2 separate regions of the Homo sapiens genome follow, and region 1 is linked to region 2. A link is an interaction called in ENCODE POLR2A ChIA-PET data of the cell type or tissue named here. Cell type or tissue: HepG2. All regions are shown on one strand. Each heading gives the region's core, and the rest is flanking DNA. Links, peaks and the distances in the headings are about the cores only. Region 1 overlaps CDCA8 (cell division cycle associated 8). Region 2 overlaps SNIP1 (Smad nuclear interacting protein 1).

Evidence for each region. Peaks named below come from ENCODE experiments on the same cell type or tissue, not always from the same donor. Only the 100,000 strongest peaks of a DNase experiment are listed, where the experiment ranks them.
Region 1: POLR2A ChIA-PET joins it to region 2 with 5 read pairs; 3 of 35 experiments call an interaction of 5 or more read pairs at or near these places.

What each region holds. Positions count from the first base shown.
Region 1 is chr1:37,707,996-37,713,363 of GRCh38, reverse strand. It overlaps CDCA8 (cell division cycle associated 8), which reads right to left. Exons shown (of 10, transcript NM_001256875.2): 10 at 3,645-5,042. The coding sequence ends at 4,998. Among named protein-coding and RNA genes, the nearest start is that of CDCA8, 18 kb to the right of the region's middle. RefSeq lists a silencer at 1,621-1,821. In HepG2, for the core only: no CTCF peak of the experiment used is centred there; no DNase peak of the experiment used is centred there.
Region 2 is chr1:37,532,365-37,537,739 of GRCh38, reverse strand. It overlaps SNIP1 (Smad nuclear interacting protein 1), which reads left to right. Exons shown (of 4, transcript NM_024700.4): 4 at 1-3,291. LOC105378649 (a long non-coding RNA gene) reads right to left here. Exons shown (of 3, transcript XR_947190.3): 2 at 3,757-3,853. Among named protein-coding and RNA genes, the nearest start is that of SNIP1, 19 kb to the left of the region's middle. RefSeq lists an enhancer at 2,875-4,074. In HepG2, for the core only: no CTCF peak of the experiment used is centred there; DNase peaks (open chromatin) are centred at 3,129 and 4,969.

The DNA.
Region 1 (5,368 bases), core at 369-5,368, 180 kb before region 2:
TTTGCTCATTCACTGCACATGGACCAGGCACATACTAGATGGCTGGCTCTGGCAAGTTAAGGCCTTACTGCCCAATGGGCGAGTCAGTTAAGTAAAAAGTACCCACGCCATGGCAATAAGGATGAATTCTAGGTGTTTTGGGGCTCAGGGGAAGGCTCTGCCTGACTTCATCCCCGAGGAGGTGTGAGCGGGCTCCTAGGGGAAAGTGGGTAGTGTGTTAGCTGTCTTTGGTAGCCAAAGCCTGTGTTCTGGACCTTACAGGAGGGCATCTCAGTTCCTAACGTTACCTCTGCCCCACGGCTCAGGATGTGAGTAAAATTCACACTGCACCACCTGCAGCTCTCTTTAAATCTCTTTGTACCCTTTGCCATTGAAATGGAACTGTCTGCCAGTATCTTGAAAAAATCCTGCTATTTGCAGGATATTTCCCACCACAGTTTACTAGTTGAGCCCCTTGGGGTCTTTGGGCAACAGAGAGAAGCCAGAAGTTGTTTGGGCTCATGAATGATCTCATGTTGCCTATCAGCATCTTGGGAGCGGATTATGGGTATCTCGAGCCTAGTTCCAGGGAATATGTTTGATCAAGACTGCTTGTAGAAGTGTAAGAGGAAAATGAAAAAATCAAAACCAAACTTGTTTCCCCATTGCAGCACCTTTCCTCCCCTTTCATTTAGGCTTCTCCTGGGCCCCTTTTCCTTCCTCCACCCCACAGCATTCCTTTTTTCTTTTTTCTTTTTTTTTTTTTGAGACACAAGTCTCGCTCTGTCACCCAGGCTGGAGTGCAGTGGCATGATCTCGGCTCACTGTACCCTCTGCCTCATGGGTCCAAGTGATTCTCTTGCCTCAGTAAGTAGCTGGGATTATAGGCATGTTCTACCACACCTGGCTGATTTTTGTATTTTTAGTAGAGATGGGGTTTTGCCGTTTTGGCCAGGCTGGTCCCGAATCCCTGACCTCAGGTGATCTGTCCACCTCGGCCCTCCAAAGTGCTAAGATTACAGGCTTGAGCCACTGCTCCCAGCCAGCATTCCTCCTTGACCCTCACCTGGGGCCTTATGAAGAGTGAAGAGGAGGAGGTTTGCCAGGGTGACCTTGGCATTTGATTGGAAGAGTGTATCCTTGAAGATTGTCACCTGTCTCCATCCTGATGGTTCTTAGCATATTGTGACGTATGTGTGCTTGTGGGTACTGAAAATTTGCAGATGGAGCTGGTATCTTGGTGCCAAGGGTATGTTTGTCCTCCACCATATCCACCACCCAAGGATCAGGAAAGATGAACCATGCAGATCCTAATATCAGCTGAGGGAAGGATGATGGCAAAGTGTAGAAGGCAAGAAGTGCACGTTACAGCTGGCAGGGAGGGGACGGTGGAGGCTTGACAGGTGGGGTGATGCAGGTAGGGATGATACAGGGCTGAGGAGATGTTTAATCCCTTAAAGGGAGATGGCATCTTAGGCAAAGCAAATTGGATTCCAGACCCCCCTTTTAGCAGGGAGCCCAGTGTAGCCCCCAATTCTGATTGAATCCTCTCTGAAGAGTGTCTCTCAGTCCTTCCATTTCTGGAGCCACAGGAATTGTATCTACTATGAAAGTTTTGAGTACATATGTCATGCTGAATTTTAGGTATGGGTCAACAGCTATGATACTGTGTAAAATTAGAAAATGGACCCACCAGAGTGTGTACACAGGTAGGCACTGAGACATGCTTTGTTTTTCAGAGGTTTGGGGATACATCGTGGAGCTAAGCCCTGCATTGGTATGTGAACTCATTATCATGGGTCAGGCTGGGGATATTAATTCCTCCTGGTAAAAGGCATGTCTGATGCTTTGGAGAAATGCTTAGGTGATGTCCTGTCACACACGCACATGAGCTAACTCTTCATATGAGTAATATAATCTAACTCGTCACAAGATAATACATTTGTAATCTTCTCAACAGGAAGCCCCAAGTAGGGCTTTTGGAAATAACAGGGGCCCTGTAGGACAAAGAATGAACCTACTGTTGACTGGACCTCTGGGGTTCCTTAAAACTGCCTCAGCGGCCCTGGGGATGGACTCCAGGCCTCCATTCTCCCTTCAACCTGGGGCAGCCCTACTGTTCTATGCTTTCTCTCCACAGCAGACAGTAAAAACTAAATTGCCTACAGAGATAAGGCAGGTAACATCAAGGGAAGAAGTAATCTCATCAGGATTGCTTTGAACCGGTAGAGGATTCTCTGCGGGCCAAGGAAAGCTGCTACTGAGCTCCAGCTGACTGTTGGCCCGTGCTGTCTGATCTTATTTTCAGAGGCTAGCAATCTTTGTGTAATCGCCCGATATTTAAATGGTTAGCAACTAATTTGGGGAAAAAAAAAAACCCAAACCCAACCCAACGAGTATGAAAGTATGTCTGGGGGCTGGCAGTAAGATTTAGGTTGTCTTTGTCCCAGCCCTGTGACATAGTTCAGCCTGTACTTAAAAATCCTGGGATGGTGGGGACATAAGTTCTACAAAATAAATCAACAAAAATACCAAATGATAAAAAACAAAATTTTTTTTAAAAATCCTGGAATGGGGCCGGGCACAGTGGCTCATACCTGTAATCCCAGCACTTTGGGAGGTGGAGGTGGGTGGATCACCTGAGGTCAGGAGACCAGCCTGGCCAACATGGCGAAACCCTGTCTCCACTAAAAGTACAAAACTTAGCCAGGCGTGGTGGTGTGCACCTGTAATCCCAGCTACTTGGGAGGTTGAGGCAGGAGAATTGCTTGAACCTGAGGTGGAGGTTGCAGTGAGCCGAGATCTCACCACTGCACTCTAGCCTGGGCAATAAGAGCGAAACTCTGTCTCAAAAAATCAATCAATCAATCAATCCTGGGATGGGGAACTCTTTACTTTCCAAGCCAGCCCCTTATATGAAATGAAGAACTGCCATGTCTCAGTCCCAGGTGTTAATTAGGCACCTGCTACATAACATGCATTTCCTACTAGGTGATTTAGGCAGTGGTGCAGATGGAATGAAACAGGATGAACCTGGTTCTGGGTAAAGCAGGTTGGATCCTAAGTGTTTCCTTGGTGTCAGGCTCTTTAGGCCTGATGACATATAGTCTGGGTTGCTTATTTGCACTGAGTAACCATTCTTCCAAATGCTGTCACTACCAGAAGATTCCTAGTCTATAAATTGTCAATACCCAATAACCTGGCTAAGTATGCCCCCAGGTTGTCTTCTTTTAGGCAGAACCCTCTTGCATCATTAGCTCTAGGTTGATCATTTTCAGCCTAGAGAGTTCCGGGAAGGCAGATCTGCCAGGGCCTCAGAAACTTTGGGAAGTGAGACTCATGATCACCGAATTACTCTTGCCCCGCTTTGTTCCTGGCCAAGAAAAGTCTACTATACTGGGAAATTACAGAGACCCTAGGTGTTGTCCTCCCAGACACAAATTTCTAGCTCATGGAATGAAGGTGTTGGGGGCGCTCTGCTGGGGGTTGAAGGTACCGATGCTCTGGATCTTGTAGTAAGCCCCTCTTTCAGATATCAGAATGAATCTGCCCAAAGCAAAGGTTTTCACATCTGAGAAAAGCAGATGTGCAAAGACTCCCACACAATTGCTGTCTCCCTAGTCCACAGAGCACAGCTTGGAGAGGACAGGCAGGATGAACAGTGATTACAAAAGAAAACACAAAACCAGAATTTATTGAAAGTAGGTACCAGCTCTGATTAGAACAATCAGCTCAAAGATACCATTACTCAGAACAATATATACAAAAATCTCAGGGAAAGGAGAATAAAAGAACTTAAAAGAATACAACTTGAACAGGACTGTTTTACTAAAATGGTCTTGTTGCAAAATAATAACAAATACCACAGAGAGCCCTACATGAGAAAGCCATGTGCCTTCAAGCCTGGGGATGAGGACTCTAGTTCTCAAATTCTTAGAACATAGCACATGATTCTCCAGGGCAGAGAGGCTGGCTGGAGAATGAGGACCTCACTGCTGACTCTGCTTAACAAAGTCCATGCCCCAGGCACAGGCACACATGGAATGAGGCCACCAAGCAAGTCACACCCACCCCTGTTCCCATGAACCCCATAAGAGAGAAGTGCTCTCTGAAGTCTACAGACTTGGCAGGGACCACTGGACCATGGATAGCTTAGAGACAGTTATTCTGTGGCCAATGACATAAAACCTCCAGAATCTGGGCCCTACAGTTCCCTTATCCAAATTTCCACTAACTAGGGAGGTAGAAGAGCAAGACATGGAAGTTGTCTCCAAACCAGTATTTGGTCTTCAGTAAACAGGGATAAACATAAAACACTGCTCCACAAGCAGACTTCAGAACTACTGGGCACAGCAGGTGAAAGATCCCTAAGTCCCACTGACCACCTCCCACAGGAGGAGGAGGAGGAGGAAGAGGAGGGCTGGTAGGGGGAGGTGTCATGAGTGCGAGAGGGTAGACGGACATGTTCCCTACTGAGGTCACTGCTGCCAACTGTCCTGCTCTGCTGATCTGTACAGTTCCCCCCACCTTCTGGACCTACCCTCTCATGGCCCAGAGCTCACTTATCTGAGCCTAAACCTCCCGGTCTCAAGCATAGAGAGCAGAAATGCCAGATGCAGAGGTTCTCTGGGTAGCGGTGGTGGAGGCAGTCTTCCTGAGAACACAGGGTTCTTCTTCGCCCCCTCAACTGCAGGCAGGGCAGGGTGAAGAGGATGTTGAGTTGCAGGAGGCAAAAGGCAGCAGCTCAGAGAGCAGGGAGGATTCAGCTGGGAGACTGATGGGAAGCTTCCATGGCATGGCCCCAGCAAGCAGTGACTGGGATCAGCTGGGATGGGAGGGTGAACAGACAGCTCTACCTAACTGGTGTGGGACTAGCACGTCTGAATTCCTGAATTCCCTTAGAGGAACATGGCTCCTTGCTCTGGAACTTCACACTCAAACAATAAGCCTGAAGGGAAGAAGTCTCTTCAGGGTCCCAGAAGTGCCCATTAAAAGTCCATCCTGTCAACTTTGGTGTCTCATTTGTGGGTCCGTATGCTGCTGCAGATTTGGGCGAGACGGTTCTAAAAAGAAAAGGAGAGAGGTCATTGTAGAAGATGTCACTTGGCAGGCTTGCCCCTTGGCCTCCCACAGTCAGCCTGAGCCCCTCCATTCTCTATCTGTATCACACATGAATTCACCTTTCTGAACCTGTTTCTCATCTGAACAAGGGAGTAAAATAACAACTCAAGTGAGACAGTAAAGGTATCATAGATTTGAGAAGAACATTGCAATAGATCTAGCTAGAGGATGACAGTCACAAGATTTGGGTGGCTAGGTGTGTGTGGGATCTCAGCACTGGGCCTATGTTCAGAAAGACAGGTTTAGGAAACCAGCCCCGCCTTGTCCC
Region 2 (5,375 bases), core at 233-5,232:
GAACCCAAACTATTGATACACGGTTTCCTTCTTGGAAGTCTTTGATTGACTCAGAGAGCACTATGGTGGTGGGTCCAGCACTATGGTGCTCTCTGTAATGCCTCTTACTGCCTTAAGTCTTTCCTCTGTTGCTGACCAGATTGTGTTACCATTTGAATACACTGACTAATGTTTGTTAAACTTTTTCTGTGGCACCTTGGCCACATGCCTGCAGGCATTTGTTTTCAGAACAGTCTCACCAATTACAACACACCGTGTTTTAGTAGAAGTGTTGTGGTTTTAGTTGGTGCTTTCAGAACTGCTGCCTAGGAAACTATAAACCCTTGGTTAAGGGGAAATCATGGCTTGTTCTCTTTGTACAGTTACTTTATTTATATAGGTGTTAAGCTTTGTGGACCAGGTGTTTTTCTTTTGGGGCGAACCCCTGAGCAGAGAATCTTACTAGGCTTTGGTTATCACCAAAACAACCTCCAGTATATACCAAAGCTTTGACTTGTTTGAGCTCTTGAGCTTAGAAGTTGATTTTGCACTTATTTTTTTGGGGGGTGGGAATGTACTGCAGTCAGTAAACATTATTGACTGTTTAACTTAAACAGATGCTTTATGGCACCTGCTCAAGCCCGTGACTGTACAGAAGGATCCTGGTTGCTACCAGTGGGTGCTGATTCAGCATCACAAGTGACTGAAATTGGCTGTGGATCTGTTCTTTGTGAAAGAATTCCTGATTTCTCCATGGAGCATGTACACAACAATTTTGATCATATTAACTGTACTTCAGTTTTGCATTTTTATTCAAATGTTATCTCTTTTTTTCTTTGAGAAATAAACTGTCACTGATGTGACAGCGTTCTTTCTTTATTCTAATAACATGTATAGATCTAAAGCAGGTTGTGTTGTTTACATGTTTCTACACATTTCATCCTTTAAAAAGTTGTTGAGAGAGGTTGTATTTACCTTCCCAAGGTTGGAAAGCAGGGGAATTTCCCAGTGTCCTAGTTTTCCACCAGAGGAATATGTGTAAGTAGCAAAGTATTTGCTGCTTACATATAGTGTGTATGTATGTATATATGTAAATTGTGTGTTAAAGAGCTGATACTGATTTTCATATGACAATGTTAGGCAAAGGCCTCCCTGCATTTGAAGAGCAGGTTTTCATTTATATGTATTTTTGGGATAAAAAAATAAAATTTGTAAATATAGCCCCATTTCAAAGAGTAATGCTTTCCTAGCGTAGAGGACCTTGTGTTCATAGGTCTGTTTGCTGCTAATGGAGCCTTCTGTCAGTACTTTTGAGATAAAAGTAGGTAGCTGTTTTAGAGTGTTGTGGGGCAGGTTATATCGTTGGCCTCCAAGTCAGTGGAATAGCAGATGGTGACATGGAGGTGGGTTGTGGGGAAAGGTGGTGAAGCAGCTCAATCAGTGTTACTACTAATTGTTCCTCTTGGGTTGAGACTTAGGATACTATTAAATTTGATTGTTTTCCATTGTTTTTATACCCATGTGTGCTCAGGGCTAAAGATTGGCTAGTGGGAGGGGCAGCTGACTAATGTTCATTCAGAAGAAGTTAAAAGATCCTTTGAAAAGTGAACACTTAATAAGGTCATTAGATGAAACGTAAGTTGGGCCGGGCATGGGCACAGTGGCTCATGCCTGTAATCCCAACACTTTCGGAGGCTGAGGTGGGCAGATCATCTGAGGTCAGGAGTTCAAGACCAACCTGGCCAACATGGTGAAACCCCATCTCTACTAAAAATACAAAAATTAGCTGGGCGTGGTGGCACATGCCTGTTTTAATCCCAGCTACTCGGGAGGCTGAGGCAGGAGAATCGCTTGAACCCGGGAGGTGGAGGTTGCAGCGAGCTGAGATTGTGCCACTGCACTCCAGCCTGGGTGACAGCGAGACTCTGTCTCAGAAAAAAAAAAAAAAGGTAAGTTGAAGAATGTGTTCTACATTGGCCACTGTAACTGCTATTTTCTTCATTTTGGTATGTGCCATAGATCATATATATGTGCTTGTCTGAAAAGTAGGTTTGTTTGGATGAACTTTTCTCTTGATCCAGACTGACGGTTTTCTCTTGAGGGTTTAAGCACTAATCTGGTATCTTACTCTAGGATCTCCTTGTTCAGTCTGTGCTGCAGTAGCACTACTTTGTGGTAGCCTTGAGTTTTGCTACAAACTTCATCCTGGTGGGCACTGTGATAGATGACCACTTTGCCTACATTTTTCAGTAAGAAGTCCTAATTGTTTAGTCAGTTTTTATTTTAGTAGAGGAATAACGTCCTGGATTAAGAAATTCTTTATGCCACATATCTGAGAAGGTGGGTTTTTTTGTTGGTTTGTTTGTTTTGAGATGGCGTCTCACTCTGTCGCCCAGGCTGGAGTGCAGTGGCACCATCTTGGCTCACTGCAACCTCCGCCTCCCAGTTTCAAGCGATTCTCCTGCCTCAGCCTCCCAAGTAGCTGGGACTACAGGCACCTGTCACCAAGCCTGGCTAATTTATATATATAATTTTTATTTTTTATTTTTTTTTAGTAGAGATGGGGTTTCACCATATTGGCCAGGCTGGTCTCGAACTCCTGACCTTGTGATCCGCCCCTCTCAGCCTCCCAAAGTGCTGGGATTACAGGTGTTAGCCACCAGGCCTGGCCTGAGAAGGTGTTTTTTTTTTTTTTTGGTCTTGTTTTCCCTTACCCCTTTCTTTGAAGAAAGGGTGTCAAAAGACATTACCTGCCTCTAAAGCCAGATATCACCAGCAGACTTCTTAAAGTGGACATAATCCTAGAGCTTTCATTCTGTTTAGAAGTTCATGTTCATCTTAGCCATTTGGAACTTCTTCATTCTCTATCTTTTCTCCACGGTGGCTGGGCTTGTCTGCAAATCATTGTGTCAAAATCAAACTATTTTCAAAACAGCCCTTTGCTTCTGAGCCCCTCCCCTAAGTCCTCTGTGGGGGTCCATGATTCTGCAGAGGTATGGGACAGAATCTTCAGATTTTACCCCTTGAGTCTCTTCCTAGTCATATCCTGGTTCCCTCATTCTAATATTGACAAAGGATGACTCATTAAGTGCAACTGGTTATGTAACTTTCAAATACTTTCATTGTGTATGTCAGGATCTGAGGAACAAAATGATGTCATTTAATCGGAATCTAAACGTGACACAAACAACGTGCCAGCAATACCTGCTTGTGAAATAATGTTCTGAGCCCACAGTGTTCCTGGGTATGTGAGTTTATATCAAGTGAAAAGGCTGCTTAATTGACATTAAAGTTTTGGAATGTAAAGCTTCATTTGGTCTCTTGGGTAAAATTTCCAGTGTATTTATCAAATGGGAAACAATTCTAAAAACAGTTGTTCACATTTACTCTAAAGTGAATTAATCCAGTCAGCAATAGTTGCATAAGTTTATGCAGTTGGTTTACAGCTAAGTTAGAAAGGGAGCAATAGCCAGGTGTGGTGGTATGTGCCTGTAGTCCCAGCTACTTGGGAGGCTGAGGCAGGAGGATCACTTGAGCCCAGGAGTTCAAGACCAGCCTGGGTGATATAGTGACACCTCATCTTTTAAAAAAAAAGAAAAACAAATAATTTGGAGATGGGCCGCACCTTGTGGAAGAGATGACAGTTGAGGTATACCTTAGAAAATAGTTTGATTTGGAGTCAGTAGTAAAGGAGGACATCATGCCAGACTGAGCAGTCCAGGGACTAGCAGGACTGCAGTGGACTGTGGATAAGACCCTATAAATTAAGTTGTTTACCTCAAGACCCATGACACGTCAGTGGTAAACCTGGGATGAGAAATCACCTCAGTCCTGGCTCAGTGATCTTCCTGCTGGATTGTTCCTGCCTGCAGAGCTTAGCAGAGAGTTAAGGAAGGAAAAGACAACTGATTCATTAGGCTGCCCAATTCATAACTAGGGGGTTCAAGGAAATCACAGGAGGTGGGACTTTCTGCAGTAGAGGGTGGCTTAGGGAAATCCTCACCTCACCAAGTCACAGCTAGAGCTACTTGGAAATCATCATCTTGGTTCATAAAAATAGAAAAATATTCAGTAACGGGATGCCAAAGAACATGTAAACTGAGACTTCAATAATAAAACTGGCCAATATTGAGCACTTTCTATGTACCAGGCACAGTCCTAAGCATTTTACTTGTCCTACTTCATTCATGAACTCATTGAATCCTCACAACCCAACAAGACAGGCTTCAACGGTTGTTCCATTTTGCAGATGAGAAAACTGAGGCACAGGGACATTATGGTCACAGTGGTAGGTAGGACTGGAATTTAGACCCAGTCACTCTGATTCTAGATGCCACATTCTTTTTTTTTTTTTTTTTGCTTTGTCACCCAGGCTGGAGTGCAGTGGTGCAATCCCCACTCACTGCAACCTCTGCCTCCTGGGTTCAAGTGATTCTCGTGCCTCAGCCTCCTGAGTGGCTGGGATTACAGGTGCACACCACCACGCCCAGCTAATTTTTTGTATTTTTAGTACAGACAGGGTTTCACCATGTTGGCTAGGCTGGTCTCGAACTCCTGACCTCGTGATCCGCCTGCCTCGGCCTCCCAAAGTGCTGGGATTACAAGTGTGAGCCACCACACCCAGCCAATTTATTATGTTTTTGAGACAGGGTCTCTCTTTGTCACCCAGGCTGGAGTGCAGTGGCACAGCACCACTCACTGCAGCCTCGATCTCCTGAGCTTGTCATCTGTGCACCTCAGCCTCCCAAGTAGCTGGGACAACAGGCACACACCACTACGCCTGGCTAATTTTGTAAGTTTTTGTAGAGACGGGGTCTCCCTGTGTTGACAGGGCTGGTCTTGAACTCCTAGGCTTAAGTGATCTCCTGCCTCAGCCTCCCAAAGTGCTGGGATTACAAGTGGGTCACACACCCCTCCTTTTTTTTTTTTTGTTTTTAGACATGGTCTTGCTCTGTCACCCAGGCTGGAGTGCAGTGGTGTGATCTCAGCTCATTGCAGCCTTGACCTCTTGGGCTCAAACAATCCTCCCACCTCAGCTGCAACTGTCAGCCTGGCTTTTTTTTTTTTTTTTTTTCTGTAGAGACAAGGTCTCTCACTATGTTGCCCAGGCTGGTCTTGAACTTCTAAGCTCAAGTGATCCTCCTGCCTCAGCCTCCCAAAGTGCTGGGATTATAGGCATGAACCACTGTGCCAAACCTTAAACAATTTTTTTTAGAGATTGGGTCTCACTGTGTTGCCCATGCTAGAGTACAGTGGCACTATTATAGTTCACTGCAGCCTCACACTCTTGGGCTCAAGTGATCCTCCTGCCTCAGCCTCCTGTGTAGCTGCGACTATAAGCACACTACCATCCCTGGAATTTTTTTTTTTTTTTTGAGATGGAGTCTCGCTCTGTC